Linked DNA regions of Homo sapiens: region 2 is linked to region 1. Evidence: read pairs that join two places in POLR2A ChIA-PET (ENCODE). Cell type or tissue: Panc1. All regions are shown on one strand. Links, peaks and the distances in the headings refer to the core of each region. The heading gives the core; the rest is flanking DNA. Region 1 overlaps NIFK-AS1 (NIFK antisense RNA 1). Region 2 overlaps CLASP1 (cytoplasmic linker associated protein 1).

Evidence for each region. ChIA-PET counts read pairs that join two places held together with the same protein. Peaks named below come from ENCODE experiments on the same cell type or tissue, not always from the same donor. Only the 100,000 strongest peaks of a DNase experiment are listed, where the experiment ranks them.
Region 2: POLR2A ChIA-PET joins it to region 1 with 10 read pairs; 10 of 35 experiments call an interaction of 5 or more read pairs at or near these places.

The regions. Positions count from the first base shown.
Region 1 is chr2:121,707,659-121,723,536 of GRCh38, forward strand. The region is part of intron 3 of NIFK-AS1 (NIFK antisense RNA 1); the gene reads left to right. It also overlaps the pseudogene NPM1P32. Among named protein-coding and RNA genes, the nearest start is that of NIFK, 21 kb to the right of the region's middle. In Panc1, for the core only: no CTCF peak of the experiment used is centred there; DNase peaks (open chromatin) are centred at 14,493 and 14,893; H3K27ac peaks cover 212 bases.
Region 2 is chr2:121,517,974-121,520,473 of GRCh38, forward strand. All of the region lies in intron 6 of CLASP1 (cytoplasmic linker associated protein 1), which reads right to left. Among named protein-coding and RNA genes, the nearest start is that of CLASP1-AS1, 11 kb to the right of the region's middle. In Panc1, for the core only: no CTCF peak of the experiment used is centred there; no DNase peak of the experiment used is centred there.

The DNA of each region.
Region 1 (15,878 bases), core at 13,379-15,878:
CCATTTAGCAGGCAGCTGTGGGTAACGTTTAACCAGGAAAAGAGAGGCTAAATTATGCAAGACATTTACAACGTAAAGAGGGGAGAAACTTCCGTCTGGTCACACTGGGGGTGGCAAGAGTACATATGGACTTCCTCGCGTTTTACCAGCAAAACAGGTGCCAAACATCCCCCGTGGGCTTCTGAGAGCCCCTGCTCTCAGCTTGCTGAGACTTTTGGAAACTGTTTGAAGGCTTCCAAACACCTGCTAACAGGAAGACAAAAGAGTGAGGTTTCTATTTTATGACTTCATCAGGATGATAGGAATGTTCTTGAGTCCATTGCAGCACCTTGCTCTGACCACACCAGCAGGGCGGGAGCAGGGGTGGCGCTGGCAGCAGGCCTCTTCCCACCACTGCTCTTGAGCTCATCTCTGATGGTATCATTCCCAGCTATTTGTTATAAGTTTTTCCTCTTAAACCTACAATTGTTTCAAATCTGCCAGTTTATCTTTTTTTTTCTGTTTTCTTTCCTTTTTTTTTTTTTGATTCATTCAAATATTTATTAAGCAGCTAAGGAGATACAAAGGCGACTTAAAACATTGTCAGAGGTGAGGCAAATGCACAAGTAATAGAAAGGAAAGGGCAAGGTTCACTGAATCACAGCAGCCGGAAGAAAGTGCTTTAGGGAACCAAGCGTGAGATTATTTCCAGCCTGAAGAGGCATGGGTGGCAAATCAGAAAAGGGGATTGAAATTAAAATAGAAGACTTCAGTCTGGATTGTTGATGACACTCAGTATGGACTATATTTGTCTCTCCTTTTCCTTTCTCCCCATCTTTGGGCTTAATTTACCAGCAGTGCCCAGGACTGTTCAATGCGCTTTTTCTATACTTGCTTGCATTTTCGCTTTAATGTCTTCTATGGAACTAGGTCCTTTCGGTGTTTTAGAAGTTTTTTCCTGTTTTTTTGAAGGAGTCTTGTCCTTTTGATCTTGGTGTTGACGGTTTTGAGTCTTTTCCATTCTGATTTGACTTTTGTGCATTTTTGGCTGGAGTATCTCGTATGGATTTCTTCACCGGCGCTTTTTCTTCAGCTTCCCCATCATCAAAATCCTCATCATCATCATCTTCATCTTCATCAGCAGCAACTTTTACTTTTTTCTGTGGAATCTTGCTACCACCTCCACGGGCCGACCGCTTTCCAGATACACTTAAGAGTTTCACATCCTCCTCCTCTTCATCTTCTGACTCTGCATCTTCCTCCACAGCTACTAAGTGCTGTCCACTAATATGCACTGGCCCTGAACCACACTTCAACCGTAAGACCACTGGTGGTGTGATTTCAAAGCCTCCAAGGGAATCCTTTGGCTGTACAGACATTTTCAAAGTTGCCAGTGTTACTTTAATTGGACTGCCTTTGTAATTCATTGCCTCTACTTCAACAATGTGCAATTCATCCTTTGTACCAGCCCCTAAACAGGGAGAATAGCCGCGCAGGACGGAATCACACCAGGTTTTTTTTTGTTGTTTTTTTTTTGAGATAGTGTTTTGCTCTTGTTGCCCAGGCTGGAGTGTAATGGCACGACCTCGGCTCACTGCAACCTGTGCCTCCCAGATTCAAACAATTCTCCTGCCTCAGCCTCCTGAGTAGCTGGGATTACAGGCATGCACCACCACGCCGAGCTAATTTTGTATTTTTAGTAGAGACAGGGTTTCGCCATGTTGGTCAGGCTAGTCTTGAACTCCCGACCTCAGGTAATCCACCCACCTCAGCCTCCCAAAGTGCTGGGATTACAGGAGTGAGCCACCATGCCCAGCCTCCTTTCTTTTTTTTTTTTTTTTTTAAGACAGAGTCTCGCTATATTGCCCAGACTGGTCTCAAACTCCTGGACTCAAGCAGTACTCCCACATCCCAGATAGTTGGGACTACAGGTGTGTGCCACTATGCCCAGCAAATCAGCCAATTAATAATAATAAAAGAAAAATCTGTTGCCTGTATTGGGAAGTTTTTGCTTGCCTGTGACAGAAATCTAACTCAAACTGGTTTTGGGGTGAAAAAGAAAATGATTAGCACACCTTACTGAAAAGTCTAAGGAATGTCATGCATGGCTAGATTGAGGGACTCAGACAAGGGCCTCAAGAAACCATCTCCTTCCATCTCTTGGTTTGGCTTTTTTTGGGGCTGGCTTTATTCTTGGGCTAGGGCTCCCTGTGGTGATGAAAGGGCCGCCAGCTGCTCCTCCGAGTTTGGAGACACTGTGGGAAGTGTGCCTATCCCAATAGTTCTAGCAAGAGTCCTAGGGAGGACTCTCATTTGCCCAAACTTTATAACATGTCTGTCCCTGCGGCCTGGGCCTTGTTGCACTGGCAGGACCTCTTGCTGGGGTCACTCACATAGGTTGATTTGAAAGGGAGACTCGCATGGGTTGACTAGAGTGGGGAGAGGTGGTGAATTCAAAGAAAATTGGGAGGCGAACGTTCAAGGCCAACGAGGCTGGGAACCAGAAACAGCAGACGTCTGCCACAGTCCTCCTGTGTTTCTTAGGCATTTCCTAGCATGGTGTGCTGAATCTTAGGTCTTCCCTAACCCCCACAGTGGCATCAGATAATTTCCTTCTTTCCAATGAATGAACTCATTGGGCACTTCTCTCACGCCCACATCTGAACTATTCACTCCCTTGGCACTTCCTGGGTACCTGTTCTGTGCAGTTGATTGCCAAGTGTGGGGGAGCAGGTGGGGGTGGGCACAAGGTTGAACGGGACACAGTCTGAGGGAGACAGACAGTAAACAATTACAGTGGGATCTGTCCCTCTGGGTCTTCGAGTTTGTGCCCACCTTCCTGTGTTCCCAGTTTTTGTACCTCGGAAATGCTCTCTGATGTTAGACACAGATCTGTGACAGGTAGGACAGATCAGTCAAGGTGGTGGAGGAGCGTGGTTGTGGGAGGTGCGTTGACTGTGGCTATTTACTCTGCCAGAGAGGAGGCACTGATTGCTCTGGTCAGCATAGTCTTGGAGCTGTCCCTCACCAGGGCAGGCTGGGGGTTGCATCAGAACTTCTTTTCCAGTGAGGATTTGTGGGGCTCAAATGAACTCTAGAATTTAGGGCAGGAGGGACCTTGACTGGCGAATTCAGTGACTTCTTTCCCTGATACAAGTGCCTAGGCTCAGAGAGGGAAGGGGGCTACACCATGGCACCCCAGCAAGTTCCCACATGCCCGGAAGACAATCTCCATCCCTGACTTCTGCCTTGTGTCTCCTGCCTTCCCCACCACTGCGGCCGGGGCTTTATGGAATGTAGTTAATTTCATTTCCTGGGAGGCAAAAAAATTAATCCAGTAAGAGAAGAAATAAAAGGCAATGCCTCTGGTTTACAGAATGCCATTTCCAAAAAAGGAAAATGAGTTATGGAGAAAGATTTTCATGGAATGAATGGGGGAAGTAAGAAAATAAGTAGCTAATACTGAAAGAAAAACATGACATACTGGGGACTAAAAGAGATACAGGTGAGCATAGCAACTGTGTGGCACCTACAGCAGCCTAGATAGGGCCATGGATAGCTTGCATGTGGCCAGCATCATAATTCATCAAATCCAAGATGCCTGTGGATGTAAGACACTCCACAATTTATGTACCATTAAGAAAGAAAGAAAACACTCTGCCAATTATACTCTGATATGCCACAGGTGAATTTCTGTGGCCAAATCCATGGCCTGTAGAGGTAGATGTAAAATCTGCCCCCCAGCCGGGTTCAGTGGCTCACGCTTGTAATCTCAGCACTTTGGGAGGCCGAGGCAGGTGGATCACCTGAGGTCAGGAGTTTGAGACCAGCCTGGCCAACATGGTGAAACCCCGTCTCTACTAAAAATACAAAAGTTAGCTGGGCGTGGTGGTGCATGCCTGTAATCCCAGCTACTCAGGAGGCTGAGGCACGAGAGAGAATCACTTGAGCCAGGGAGGCAGAAGTTGCAGTGAGTCAAGATCATGCCACTGCACTCCAGCCTGGGCAACAGAGTTAAAAAAAAAAAAAATCTGCATTCCTTGCTCCCAATCCCACTAAGTGAGAGTAAAAAGAATAAGAACCATGGACAGGACTGATCTGGGATGCATGGTTAAGGACAGGACAAGGACTCAACTAGGAGGAATCATTTACCTTACACCAGTTTGGATGCTAAGCATCACAGGAGAAGTTTGAGGCAAACTGCCTAACAAAAGTATGATCTTCTATGAACTGGGGTCTTTGTTGCCTTGTTCCTTCCAAAGGGATCCTCTCATTCTTAACCTGTCCATGAATGTCTCAAATATATTATTATTGATTAGAAGAATATTTTTCAGACCAGTAAGCAGCACAAAAAAATGTTTGGAAAAAGAAAACTACCCTACAGTACAGTTTCACATTTTTCTTTCCTTCTTTTTGTTTTTTGAGACAAAAGAGTCTCACTCTGTCACCCAGGCTGGCGTGCAGTGGTGTGATCTCGGCTCACTGCAACCTCTGCCTCACAGGTTCACACCATTCTCCTGCCTCAGCCTCCCGAGTAGCTGAGACTACAGGCGCCCGCCACCATGCCCGGCTAATCTTTTTGTGTTTTTAGTAGACATGGGGTTTCACCACGTTACCCAGGATGGTCTCCATCTCCCGATCTCGTGATCTGCCCGCCTTGGCCTCCCAAAGTGCTGGGATTACAGGAGTGAGCCACCGCGCCCGGCCATTCAGTTTCACATTTTTCTAAAGCAGAGCAAAAGATGAAGAAAATGGATTTGTAACTTCCAGAAGCTGGTGAAAACATTTTGCTCTAAAAAGAAATAAAAATGTCATAAGGAGAAAGGGACATAGCCCTTGGAACCAGGCTGACTTGGATTTCAATTTTGACTCCAATCAAGAGGCCTCAGGTAGAAGTAATGTCCCAAAAATGATGAGGGCAGTCACAGTTTCAAAAACAGCTGGGGGGCTCCATGCTTCCTACCCTTGCTCTTCGATGTGGGAGGTGCCATGTTACCTCTGATGAGGGGACTGCTTTAGCATTGTTTGACTCTTCCTTCATTGTTTAATTTGAAATATAATAGCTTGCATAAACTGAAAGGATAGGCCGGGCTCGGTGGCTCACGCCTGTAATCCCAACACTCTGGGGGGCTGAGGAGGGTGGATTGAGGTCAGGAGTTCGAGACCAGCCTGGTCAACATGGTGAAACCCCTGTCTCTACTAAAAATACAAAAATTAGCTGGGCGTGGTGAGTGCCTGTAATCCCCACTACTCAGGAGGCTGAGGCAGGAGAATTGGTTGAACCTGGGAGGCAGCGGTTGCAGTGAGTCGAGATCACGCCACTTCATTCCAGCCTGGGCAATACAGCAAGACTCAGCCTCCAAAAATAAAAATAAAACCCAAAAAACTAAAAGGATTATACAATTTCAAGGCTGGAAACTTGCTTAGCTCTCCTATTGCGAGGTCATTGCCAGATTGCTCAATCCAATTGTCCATTTTCGGACTGCATCTTAACATGTCTAGCAACATGGGGCCCAGCTGATCACTTTCTCCCCCGACTTCCGGGACACAGCGCACTGGCTTTTTCCTCACCTTGCTATTTCTGCTTTTCGGTGTCGTCTGCTGGTTCCTGCCCATTGTCCTGGCCTCTAGACATGAGAGGGCTCCAGGGCCCTTGCTCCTTTATGATCTCACTGGGTCTCATGGCTGTCTCCTGAACTGATGTCTCCAGCTCAGAACTCTCCTGTGAACCACAGGCTTCTCTCCAGCTGCACACTCTGTCTCACCCCATAACTATCAAGAGCATCAAATTTACCATTTTTAAAGCATAACTTCTGATCTCCACTCTTCCTTCAAACATCTTCCCACAGCCTTCCTCATCTCAGCCAAGGCACCTCCCTTCTTCCAGTTGCTCAGGTCAAAGTCCTCGGTGTCAAACCCGACTCCTCTTTTTCCCTCTTACATTCATATCAAAATCATCAGCTACACCTGTCAGCCACCTTTTTTTTTTCTTTTTTTGAGACAGAGGAGTCTCTCTCTGTCACCCAGGCTGGAGTGCAGTGGCATGATCTCAGCTCACTGCAGCTTTGACTCAAGTTATCCTCCTGCCTTACCCTCCCAAGTAGCTGGGACTACAGGCACGTGCCACCATGCCCAGCTAATTTTTTATTTTTTGTAAAGATGGGGTCTCTCTGTGTAGCCCAGGCTGGTCTCAGACTCCTGGGCACAAGTGATCCATCCACCTCCACCTCCCAAAATGCTGGGATTACAGGGGTGAGCCACCAGGCCCAGCCTACTTTCAACATTTATCCAGAATGTGAGCACTTTTCACTTTCCTTGCTATCACCAGGTCCAACCCGCCACTGACGCCCATCTGGATTACTGCAATAGCATCAACCTCCTGTGTGTCCTTACAGTCTATTCTCAGTGCTGCAGTATTGAGCATTGATCCCTTAAACCGTAAACCCACTGATGCTCCTGACTCACTCAGAGTCAAAGCCAATGGTTTACAGTGGCCTCCATGGTCCTGACGCATCTGTTTACTGTCCTTCTCTACTTCTCCCTTGGCAACTCTGTTCCAGCTACACTGGTGCCCTTGCTGTTTCTAAAATAACCACGCCTGTAGTCTCAGCTACTCAAGAGGCCAAGGCAGGAGGAATGCTTGAGCCCAGGAATTCGAGGCTGCGGTGAGCTATAATCATGCCACTGCACTCCCACCTGGATGACAGAGTGAGCCCCACCTCTAAAAAAGTAAAAATAATAAAATAACCCAGCCTGGTTGGCCTCTGGGCCTTTGCACTTGCTGTTCCCTCTGCCTTAAAAGCTTTTCCTCCAAGATCTCTGCATGGCTCCCCGAATTCCTCAAAAAGATCACTCAAATGTCATGTTCAGTATGAGGCCTTCCTGATCACCCACTGAAAATGGCAGTCCCACTTCCACCTCTAGAAGTCCCTAAGCCCATTTCTTGTTTTATTTTTCTCCACAGTACTTACCATTTGTGCCACATAATGTATTTCTTTACTTCTTTTTTTTTTTTTTTTTAGATGGAGTCTCCCTCTGTCAACCACACTGGAGTGCAATGGCATGATCTCTGCTCACTACAACCTCCGCCTCCCGGGCTCAAGCAATTCTCCTGCCTCAGCCTCCCAAGTAGATGGGATTACAGGCTCCCACCACCATGCCTGGCTAATTTTTTTGTATTTTTAGTACAGACAGGGTTTCACCATGTTGGCTAGGCTGGTCTCGAACTCCCGATATCCGGTGATCTGCCCGCCTCGACCTCCCAAAATGCTGGGATTACAAGTGTGAGCCACTGCACCCGACCTTCTTTACTTCTTTATCTGGTAATTGCTTGTCTCGCAATGCTGAATATAAGCCTCGTGGGGTCAGGAATTTTTGTTTTATTCACTGCTGATCCCCAGTGCTTGACACATGGTGGGCACTCACGAATGTTTTGAATGCATTCATTCATTAAACAAATGTGATGTGCCAGCCTTGTCCCCATCACTGGGGATACCGCCTGGGAAGCTGGGGAGGATGGTGGCATGTCCACTTGAGTAGCAAGCTGGTCAGGGGACTGGGGCAGAGGAGCAATGCCTGGGACAGAGATACCTTCTCAAGCCATGTGAATTTTCATACCATTTGCATGTATTACCTATTCAGATAATAAATTAAATGGAAAAAAAAAGTCACAGGAGAATAAGGAGCCGACTGAATAACATGCCTTTTTATGGCTGGTTCTACATTAACATCAAATCAGATAGCTGGCTAAGTACAAATTTGCAAGGTAGGGAAGTTATACGGTTTGCATTTACTAAACTACTGGGTGCAGTTTTTAAAATTATACCAGGCATGTCTTGGCAGCGGTTTTTGTTTTTTATAAAGTTGATTAGAAGTCCGGGCACGGTGGCTCATGCCTGTAATCCCAACACTTTGAGAGGCCAAGGCGGGCAAATCACCTGAGGTCGGGAGTTCGAGACTAGCGTGAACAACATGGAAAAACCCCGTCTCTACTAAAAATACAGAGTTAGCCACCTGTGGTGGCTCATGCCTGTAATCTCAGCTACTCGGGAGGCTGAGGCAGGAGAATTGCTTGAACAAGGGAGGCGGAAGTTGCAGTGAGCCGAGATCGCACCATTGCACTCCAGACCAGGCGACAGGAGCAAAACTTGGTCTAAAAAAAAAAAAAAAAAAGTTAATTAGAGAAAAGCCACAATATTTATCATCTAGCCAAGTGTTAAAGGAGAAATAGAAGAAAAATTAACACAGTCCTTCAGAATAAAAAAGCTGCCAATGAGTATCCTGCATCACTGCCAAAAAACATCTCAACATTTTCTCTTTGGGGACAGATAATTAGGATATTTCCCCAGGTTCCTCTTGCAAGAGTCCTACTTTCCCCCAAACCAGCAAACTCCTCTTTTGAATAGCCAAATCATAGAACCTGTGAATGAAGCTACAGAGAACAACAGCATTACTTATGGCACATTTGCTGTGGAAACTACGTTTGGCAAGTATCAAATGTCTGAATTTCTTTTCCTGGACCTTGTAGGGTTGACAGCATTTATTTATAACAGGGGAGATTCCAAAATTGGCTCCTATCAGCAAAGAAAAGTAATGTCTGAGATACTGCTACAAGTTCATTTTCTTTTTGTTAATAGAAATTGAAGCAGAGCAGGCCACTGCAATAATTGGTAAGCTACTTAATTATAAAACAGATTGGTTACTGCAACAGGATAAATTTGTAGACAGGTATGTGAAACATTCTCTAATTGGATCAATGGGACGGGACATTAACTCCTGACCTCAGGTAAACCCTAACTAGCCAAATTGTTTTATTATTTTGTCTTTATTTGTTTTGGAGAGAAAAAGGACAGAAATAGATCATCTACATATAACTTGAAAAATATTTCCAAAATGTTGAGGTTTACTAGCTGAAGTAGAAAAATGCTCCAAATTCTAAGTCCAGTGTTTACTTCGTGTTTATAGTTCAGGCCTCATGAATAAGAAATAAAACCAAAATAGCCCAGTGACTGGAAAACAGGAAATATACTCCGAACACCAAGGGCTACAGATTGTGTTTACAGTGATTGTGGTACTAAAGCAAAGTTCTCTTGTGTAAAATTATTTATTTATTTATTTATTTATTTATGTATTTATGTATTTATTTATTTATTTTTGAGACGGAGTCTCACTCTGTTGACAGGTTGGAGTGCAATGGTGCAATCTCAGCTCACTGCAATCTCCAGCTCCCAGGTTCAAGTGATTCTCTTGCCTCAGCCTCCCAGCTGGGATTACAGGCACCTGACAGGACACCCAGCTAATTTTGTATTTTTAGTAGAGACGGGGTTTCACCATGTTGGCCAGGATGGTCTTAAACTCCTGACCTCAAGTGATCCATCCACCTCGGCCTCCCAAGTGTTGGGATTACAGGAGTGAGCCACTGCGCCCAGCCGAAACTTTCTTTTTACATAGAGCCATCATTTTAATACATACCTAAGAACATTATATGCACTGTATATAATTATATATAATTATTTGCTGGCCAGGGGCAGTGGCTCATGCCTGTAATCCTAGCAATTTGGGACACTGAGGCAGGAGGATCACTTGAGGCCAGGAATTCCAGACCAGCCTGGGCAACATACTGAGGACCCATTTCTAAAAAAAAAAAAAAGGTTGGGCTCGGTGGCTCACGCCCATAATCCCAGTACTTTGGGAGGTGGGCAGATCACCTGAGGTCAGTCAGGAGTTTGAGACCAGCCTGGTCAACATGGTGAAACCCCATTTCTACTAAAAATACAAAAAAATAGCCGGGCGTGGTGGCTACAGATGCCTGTAATCCCATCTACTTGGGAGGCTGAGGCAGGAGAATCACTTGAACCAGGGAGGCCGAGGTTGCAGTGAGCTGAGACCATGCCATTGCACTCCACCCTGGGTGACAAGAGCAAAACTCCGTCTCAAGAAAAAAAAAAAAATTAGCCGGGCCTCATGCAAGTTCCCATAGTTTCAGCTACTCAGGAGGCCAAGGTGGGAGGATCACCTTAGGCCAGGAGTTCGAGGCTGCAGTGAGCTATTATCATGCTACTGCACTCTAGCCAGGGCGACACAGTGAGATCCTGTCTCTAAAAACCAATACAAACCAAACCAAACCAAAACTGCTTTGGCCATGCACAGCGGCTCACGCCTATAATCCCAGCATTTTGGGAGGTCAAGGTGGGAGGACTGCTTGAGGCCAGGAATTGGAGACCAGCCTGGGCAATATAGTGAGACTCCATCTCTATATAAAATAAATAAATAAATAAATAATTTGCCCATAAATATTGTAAAATTAATCGAAGTTATATTTCTTCATCTTTATACACAAATTCATAAGGTAAATATTTTCATGGTTCATGTCATTGGAATGTTGTATTGCTGGTGACCCAAACCCATTTGGTAAATATATTTTCACCAATTGTCAATTATTGGAAAGATGTTTCCTAAGCACCAAATTGCTTAAGGGGCATTTGATAGTGGTAGTTTCTGTCCTGTAGTAGTGTAGACATTGGTGGGCTGAGGCCGGGCGCAGTGGCTCACACCTGTAATCCCAGCACTCTGGGAGGCCGAGGCAGGTGGATCACCTGAGGTCACGAGTTCAAGACCAGCCTGGCCAACATGGTGAAACCCCGTCTGTACTAAAAATACAAAATTAGCCAGGTGTCGTGTCGGGTGCTTGTAATCTCAGCTATTCAGGAGGCTGAGGCAGGAGAATCGCTTGAACCTGGGAGGCGGAAGCTGCAGTGAACCGAGATCGCACCAGTGCACTCCAGCCTGGGTAAAAGAGTGAGACTCCAGCCGTGCACAGTGGCTCATGCCTGTAATCACAGTACTTTGGGAGGCCGAGGCGGGTGGATCACCTGAGGTCAGGAGTTCAAGACCAGCCTGGCCAATGTGGTGAAGCCCCATCTCTACTAAAAAGGCAAAAATTGGCTGGGCGTGGTGGCAGGCACCTGTAATCCCAGCTACTCGGGAGGCTGAGGTAGGAGAGTTACTTGAGCCCAGGAGATGGAGGTTGCAGTGAGCCGAGATTGCGCTACTGCACTCCAGCCTGGGCAACAGAGCAAGACTCCATCTCAAAAAAAAAAAAGTTAACACTAGGGTATAAACCCCTTTAATAATTTTGGATTTTTGCCAATCTCTTTAAGTGCAATGAGTTAACTGTAGATTTTCTCTGCCTGCTTCAACCTTCTCAGAAGCTGGGACCTCAGGTTCATGCCACCGTGCCAGGCTGACTGTAAATTTCAAGTGCCTGGGATCTATTGCCACCTAGCGTTATATTGCTCTGAGTTATTTCAAGGCTGAGCATTTAAGAATAGAAATCTTGTTAGCCTTCTTCATTCCATGTGTGTCCCAGTGCCCCATTTCTGCTCCCAATTCATAAAGTCACTAGGTCCCTCTACCAATAACTTGGAGAAGAAAAACAAAACAGCAAAAAAGGAAAGTCAGCCAGGCGCGGTGGCTCACGCCTGTAATCCCAGCACTTTGGGAGGCTGAGGTGGGTGGATCACTCGAGGTCAGGAGTTTGAAACCATCCTGGCTAACATGGTGAAGCCCTGTCTCTATTAAAAATACAAAAGTTAGCCAAGTGTGGGGGCAGGCGCCTGTAATCCCAGCGACTCGGGAGGCTGAGGCAGGAGAATCGCTTGAACCAGGGAGGTGAGGGTTGCAGTGAGCTGAGATCACACTACTGCACTCCAGCCTAGGCATCACAGCGAGACTGTCTCAAAAAAAACAACAACAACAAAGGAAAGTCACTAGGTCTTGTCTTTTACTTCTCCCTGTTTTTTGTTTGTTTATTTTTAGAGAGGGGGGTCTTGCTCTCTTACCCAGATTGGAGTGCAGTGGTCCCCTCCAGTGCTCACTGGTGTCTCAAACTCCTGGGCTCACGCAATCCTTCCATCTCATCTCAGCCTCCCAAAGTGCTGGGATGACAGGCGTGAAGCATTGACCCCAGCCCTTTTCCTTTCCATGGCCACGAATAATCTAGCATTTATGCTAATCTCACTGAAAGTAAACTTTAAGAACTTGAGTCAGTTCAACTGGGTCACCATAGACAATCTGTGGGCAAGCTACCTAAGCTCCCTGGGCTTCAGTTTACTCATCTGCAACATTACATATGCAAACATGTAATAAACATTAATTATTATTGCATACTTCATGTTATGCCTGAGTCCTTTTTTTATTTTTATTTTTTGAGATGGAGTTTCGCCCTGTCACCCAGGCTGGAGTGCAGTGGCGCGATCTTGGCTCACTGCAACCTCTGCCTCCCAGGTTCAAGCAATTCTCCTGCCTCAGCCTCCCAAGTAGATGGGATTACAGGCACCCACCACCACGCGTGGCTAATTTTTTTGTATTTTTAGCAGACAAGGGGTTTCCCCCATGCTGGCCAGGCTGGTCTTGAACTCCTGACCTCATGATCCGCCTGCCTCAGCCTCCCAAAGTGCTGGGATTACAGGTATGAGCCCCTGTGCCCGGCCGCCTGAGTCCTTAAATGGAGTACAAGCGTTGAAAAGTCATTATTACTTCCTATTTTATGGTCAAAAGGCAGAAATTAGGTTTCTCTATGACAATTCAGGCTGATTGTTTTAAGAGATTTTTCTTTTTTTTGGGTCAGTCTTGCTCTGTCACCCAGGCTGGAGTACAGTGGCATGATCTCAGCTTACTGCAACCTTGGCTTCCCAGGTTCAAGTGATTCTCCTGCCTCAGCCTCCTGAGTAGCTGGGATTACAGGCATGTGCCACCACGCCTGGCTGATTTTTTTTTTTTTTTTTGACACAGAATTTCACTCCAGTTGCCCAGGCTGGAGTGTGGTGGCATGATCTTGGCTCACTGCAACCTCTGCCTCCCGGGTTCCAGCGATTCTCCTGCCTCAGCCTCCTGAGTAGCTGGGATTACAGGTGCCCACCACCACAGCCAGCTAATCTTTGTACTTTTAGTAGAGATGTGGTTTCTCCATGTTGGTCAGACTGGTCTCGAACTCCCGACCTCAGGTGATCTGCCCACCTCTGCCTCCCAAAGTGCTGGGATTACAGGTGTGAGCCACTGTGCTCACCTGAGAGGTCTATTTTGGATAAAAAGTCTTTTGCACATATTTTCACTCAATCTAGTTTATCTTTTCATTCTCTTAAGTGTCTTTCACCAAGAATTTTTTTTTTGCCCTGAGATAGAGTCTTGCTCTGTCACCCAGGCTGAAGTGCAGTGGCAAGATCTCAGCTCACAGCAACCTCTGCCTTCTGGGTTCAAGCAATTCTCCTGCCTCAGCCTCCTGAGTAGCTGGGATTACAGGCGTGCACAACCACATCCAGCTAATTTTTGTATTTTTAGTAGAGGTGGGGTTCCATCATGTTGGCCAGGCTGGTCTTGAACTCCTGACCTCAGGTGTTCCACCTGTGTTGTTGGCCTCCCAAAGTGCTGGGATTATAGGAGTGAGCTACCATGCCCGGCCACATTTTTGTTTTTGTTTGTTTGTTTTTTTTGAGACAGTGTTTCGCTCTTGTTGCCTAGGCCGGAGTGCAGTGGTGCGATCTTGGCTCACCACAACCTCCACCTCCTGGGTTCAAGCGATTCTCCTGCCCTAGCCTCCTGAGTAGCTGGGATTACAGGCATGTACCACCACACCTGGCTAATTTTATATTTTTAGTAGAGACAGGGTTTCTCCATGTTGATCAGGCTGGTCTTGAACTCCCGACCTCAGGTGATCCGCCTACCTCGGCCTCCCAAAATGCTGGGATTACAGGTGTGAGCCACTGGGCGCCTGGCGTTTTTTTTGTTTTTAACTGGGCAGCCCTGAACCAGAATAGGTTCAGAAAGACTCCTCACCAAGCAAGTTTTAAATTTTGATTAAGTCCAATTTATCAACTTTTCCTTTTTATAGATCATGCTTTTGGTTTCATGTTTAACTCTTTGCCTAAACACAGGTCATGAAGATTTTTCTGTTTTCTTCTAAAAAGTTTTTTAGTTTTATGTTTTACATTTAGGTCTGTGATACATTTTGAGTTCATTTTTGTAGAAGGTGTGAAGCTAGTGTTTCCAATCAACATTGCTTGCGATGTTCACCATATATATATATATATATATATATATATATATATATATATGGAGACGGAGTCTCGCTCTGTCACCCAGGCTGTAATGTAATGGCTCTATCTCGGCTCACTGCAACCTCCGCCTCCCAGGTTCAAGTGATTCTCCTGCCTCAGCCTCCCTAGTAGCTGGGATTACAGGCGCCTGCCACCATGCCCAGCTAATTTTTGTATTTTTAGTAGAGACAAGGTTCACCATGTTGGCCAGGCTGGTCTTGAATGCCTGACCTCAGGTGATCCACCCCTCGGCCTTCCAAAGTGCTGGGATTACAGGCGTGAGCCACCGCCCCTGGCCAAGTATGATTTCAATTGAGTATATTCCTCACTTGAAAATCATTTGTAGAATTCTATTACCTTTCTGTCGTGGTATGTGTTAGCATGTTATTACACTGCCGTTAGTCATCTTCTGTTGAAAGATGGGTGGAAGCTTTATAGTCCCTCAGTTAACGTAGATTTCGAAATATGGAAATTTCCTTTGCACTTTTACTGAAGTTTGAAAACACTATTGGAAGCACAGTTTGAGGTTGGAAAATACATCTGCTATAAATATTGTGTGGGAATGCAGATCTCACGGCTTTTAACTCTCCACAGCACAGGAAGTATATAAAATAGCTTGATATTACTCGTGATTCAAATGTTGTCATCAAAATGACTTTTCAGCCTTGTAAGTTTTGAATGTAAGTGGCTTTGCCTTTTAATTCTAAATTGAACTCATTGACTTAAATTCATGAAGAAACAGCAAGTTTGCAGCAAAATCTACTTTCTGAACCTGTTCAGTATTTGATGATAATAGTTAACAGAATGTTCTCACTCACAAATTTTAAATCTTGGCCCTGAACTCAGAAAGTCTAGGTAAATCTTTATCACTGCTAAGCCTTCAAACTGCTGTGTGGTAGGCAGGGTGAGTCAGGATGTTCTGTTTCTATTTCTGTCAATCCACGGAACTGCTGATGATGGCCAAGTCCATGGGAACAAATGAAGTGCACTGGTGACTACTGCTTCAATGACACGATAGGTTCATGTATTTTCTGAAAAGCACCTGCTGGTAATTCATGCAATGACTAGCCTTCAAATACCCTGTATTTTCACAAATGGGAAATTTGTTCGACTAAGCCCTTTTCTACTATCTACGTATTTTTGCCGCTATCAGTTGTGGCCCAACTTGGCAAATCCCACTTCAGGTTATAATAAATCTTTCAACTTTGAAAACATTTTTGCTTACAGCTGCTCCACAGACTATTCAGAGGCTAATTGTTCAGTCACTTCCAGGGTGACTTCTAAGGTCCAATTTTCCTGGAACTGAGGAGGTTCCCAGAAAGTGAGACTTTCAGTGTTCAAGCCAGAAAGGTTCTGGGCAAACTGAAATAAACTGATCGCCCTAACACTTCCAACTCGGCAATGACTCTTCGAATGATCAACTAAGCAGTATTGGTAACACCTGTTAGCCCCTCAGGAGCCAAGGAAAACGTTCAAAATCATTTGTCTTGTTTTTAAACTATTGATGTTGCTTCCTCAAGCAACTGTTTTCACCAAAAGGCCAACAGTTCTAAGTTTATTTTGGTGGCTCATGCCTGTAATCCCAACACTTTGGGATGAGGAGGGAAGACGGCTTAAGATCAGGAGTTCAAGACCAGCCCAGGCAATAAAGTGAGACGTCTCTACCAAAAATAGTTAATTGGGCATCATGGCGTGTGCCTGTGGTCCCAGCTACTTGGGAAACTGAGCGGGGAGGTTCACTTGAGCCTGGCAGGCAGAGGCTATAGCGAGTCATGATCATGCCACTGCACTCCAGCCTGGGCCACA
Region 2 (2,500 bases), core at 1-2,500, 200 kb before region 1:
AGGAGTTCGAGTTCAGGCAAGTTCAAGTTCAGGCGAGTTCAAGGTCAGGAGTTCGAGACCAGCCTGGCAAACATGGTGAAACCCCGTCTCTACTAAAAAATACAAAAATCAGCTGGGCGTGGTGGCACACACCTGTAATCCCAGCTACTTGGGAGGCTGAGGTAGGAGAATCACTTAAACCCGGGAGGCAGAGGTTGCAGTGAGCTGAGATCACACCACTGCATTCCAGCCTGGGTGACAGAGCGAGACCCCCGTCTCAAAAAAAAAAAAAAAAAAAAAAAAAGGAGGCAATTAAGGTTAAATGAGGTCATGATGGCGGGACCCTAAAATTAGAGGATTAGTGTCCTCATAAGAGAAGCCAGAGAGCTGGGTACACACACAGAAGAGGTCATATAAGCACATAGTGAGATGGCAGCCATCTACAAGCCAGGAAGAGAGCCCCAACCAGAACCCGGCCTCTAAAACTGTGAAAAAATTAATTTCTGTTGTTTAACTCACTCGGTCTACAGCATTTTGTTATGGCAGCCAGAGCTGACAAACACAGATTATCAGTTTATTTTGAGGGAAAAAAATAATTTCTAATGTTAGGGAATATTTTTACATTGAAAATGCGGTCGGGCGCGGTGGCTCATGCCTGTAATCCCAGCACTTTGGGTGGCCGAGGCAGGCAGATCACTGGAGGTCAGGAGTTCGAGACCAGCCTGGCCAACATGGTGAAACCCCGTCTCTACTAAAAATACAAAAAAAAAAAACTTTAGCTGGGCATGGCGGCGAGCGCCTGTTAGTCCCAGCTACTTGGGACACTGAGGCACAAGAATCGCTTGAACCCAGGAGGCAGAGGTTGCAGTGAGCCGAGATTACACCACTTCACTCCAGCCTGGGTGACAGAACAAGACGCTGTCTCAAGAAAAAGAAAAAAAGAAAAATGCATATATTACAGAAGTAGTCAATGCTACTATACCTTGAATACTATTAAAGTGTATCACCATTGCTTAGTTTCTAGGGATAACATCTGCTCAGAGCAAATCTCAATGGGTGATCTCTTTAAAGAACAATCAATACCCAGGCAGCTACTTAGAAAGTCTGGGCCATAAACGTTTAAGAGATTTACTGGAAAAATTACTAGCTTTAGAGTCAAATATTAATAAGTAGACTTAAGGACCTACTTGGCCATTTAGGGAGCTGTGTAACCTTAGACAAAACACTAGAACTCCTTTGGTCTCAATTTCCTCCTCTGTAAACTGAGGGTTGCTCTGAGGACTGAAAGAAATAACAGTTTCATTCAACAAATATTTGAGTGCCTACTAGGTGAAAATGAACTGAAACGCCTACACAGGCCAGGCAGTGACATGAGGAGTGAGTGATTGCAGCAGGCTGAGTGCAGGGTGACAAATGGCACTGGCAGGGAACCCTGGAGGCAGGGACAGAAGAGGGATAAGGTGCTCAGGCAGATGGGCCACCACCACCCAGCCACAGAGGAATGGTAGCACAGCTTTACCAGGCCTTCTACCCTTTCAAGAAAAGTTAAAAATATAAGTCTCCCAAATATAAACTCATTTGAACTCAAAATGTAAAATTAAAACATTCTGCAGGCACAAGCATACACACACCCACAAATCTACAGGCTGAAACCAGCTTTATGCCAGCAGTTTGTGACCTATAGTTTGTATCTATAAAGCAATCAACACAACGGCTAGTGTTATCTCTATCTTTTAAACCAACATCTTTATCCTTTAAAATAATCGTTCCTTAGACCTAGAAAGTTACAGGGTCAGATAGCATTTAGGGGTCTAAACTATTCTTCACTGAAGAACTGCAGATGAACAGGTATTCTTTGGTACTGCAAAGTAGGACACTCTAATAGAGAAGAGGTTTAAACAAAAGCCATTCAGCTGAGACTGCAGGACAATGCAGCTATTCACTTCTACACAGGCTCTCACTGGTCTCGCACTGCCTCTCCCTGCTGACCCCTCAGGCTCACCACAGAAAGGCACCACAATGTGTCAGGCCATGAAGACTGCAAAAAGACAAGAGCCCCATACATGCAGCACGCTCTGCCAGGTCTTATATGTATGCTTTACAGAATCTAAGGTCTCCAACGTCTGACCATGTTGTTCCTTCCTTCCTCATAGTCACTGCACACTGGAGGGTGTAGAGGCTGGCAAGGTTAGTCACCTGCCCAATGCCCACAGATCAGGAATGGCAGGCTGGAGCACCTCTCTGGGGGCAAGTCAACATCCTTCTCACCAGCACACTGCACCTTAATGTGGATGCCAAAATAAAGGCTTCCTGCAAAGCAAAAAACTCAAAGGAAGGCTTCCGCCCTAGGGTGGGGGACAGGGAAGCAGTCTATAAACTGATGAGACCCTAAATCCACCCTGTCCTCCTAGAACCCAGCACAGCCCCACAGCCAGTGCCTTGGAGCGTGGGTACCCCAGCACCCCAGCACAGCTGTGCCCAAGAGCCCACCCCTGGCTCCCAGGCTGCAACTGTGGCAGGG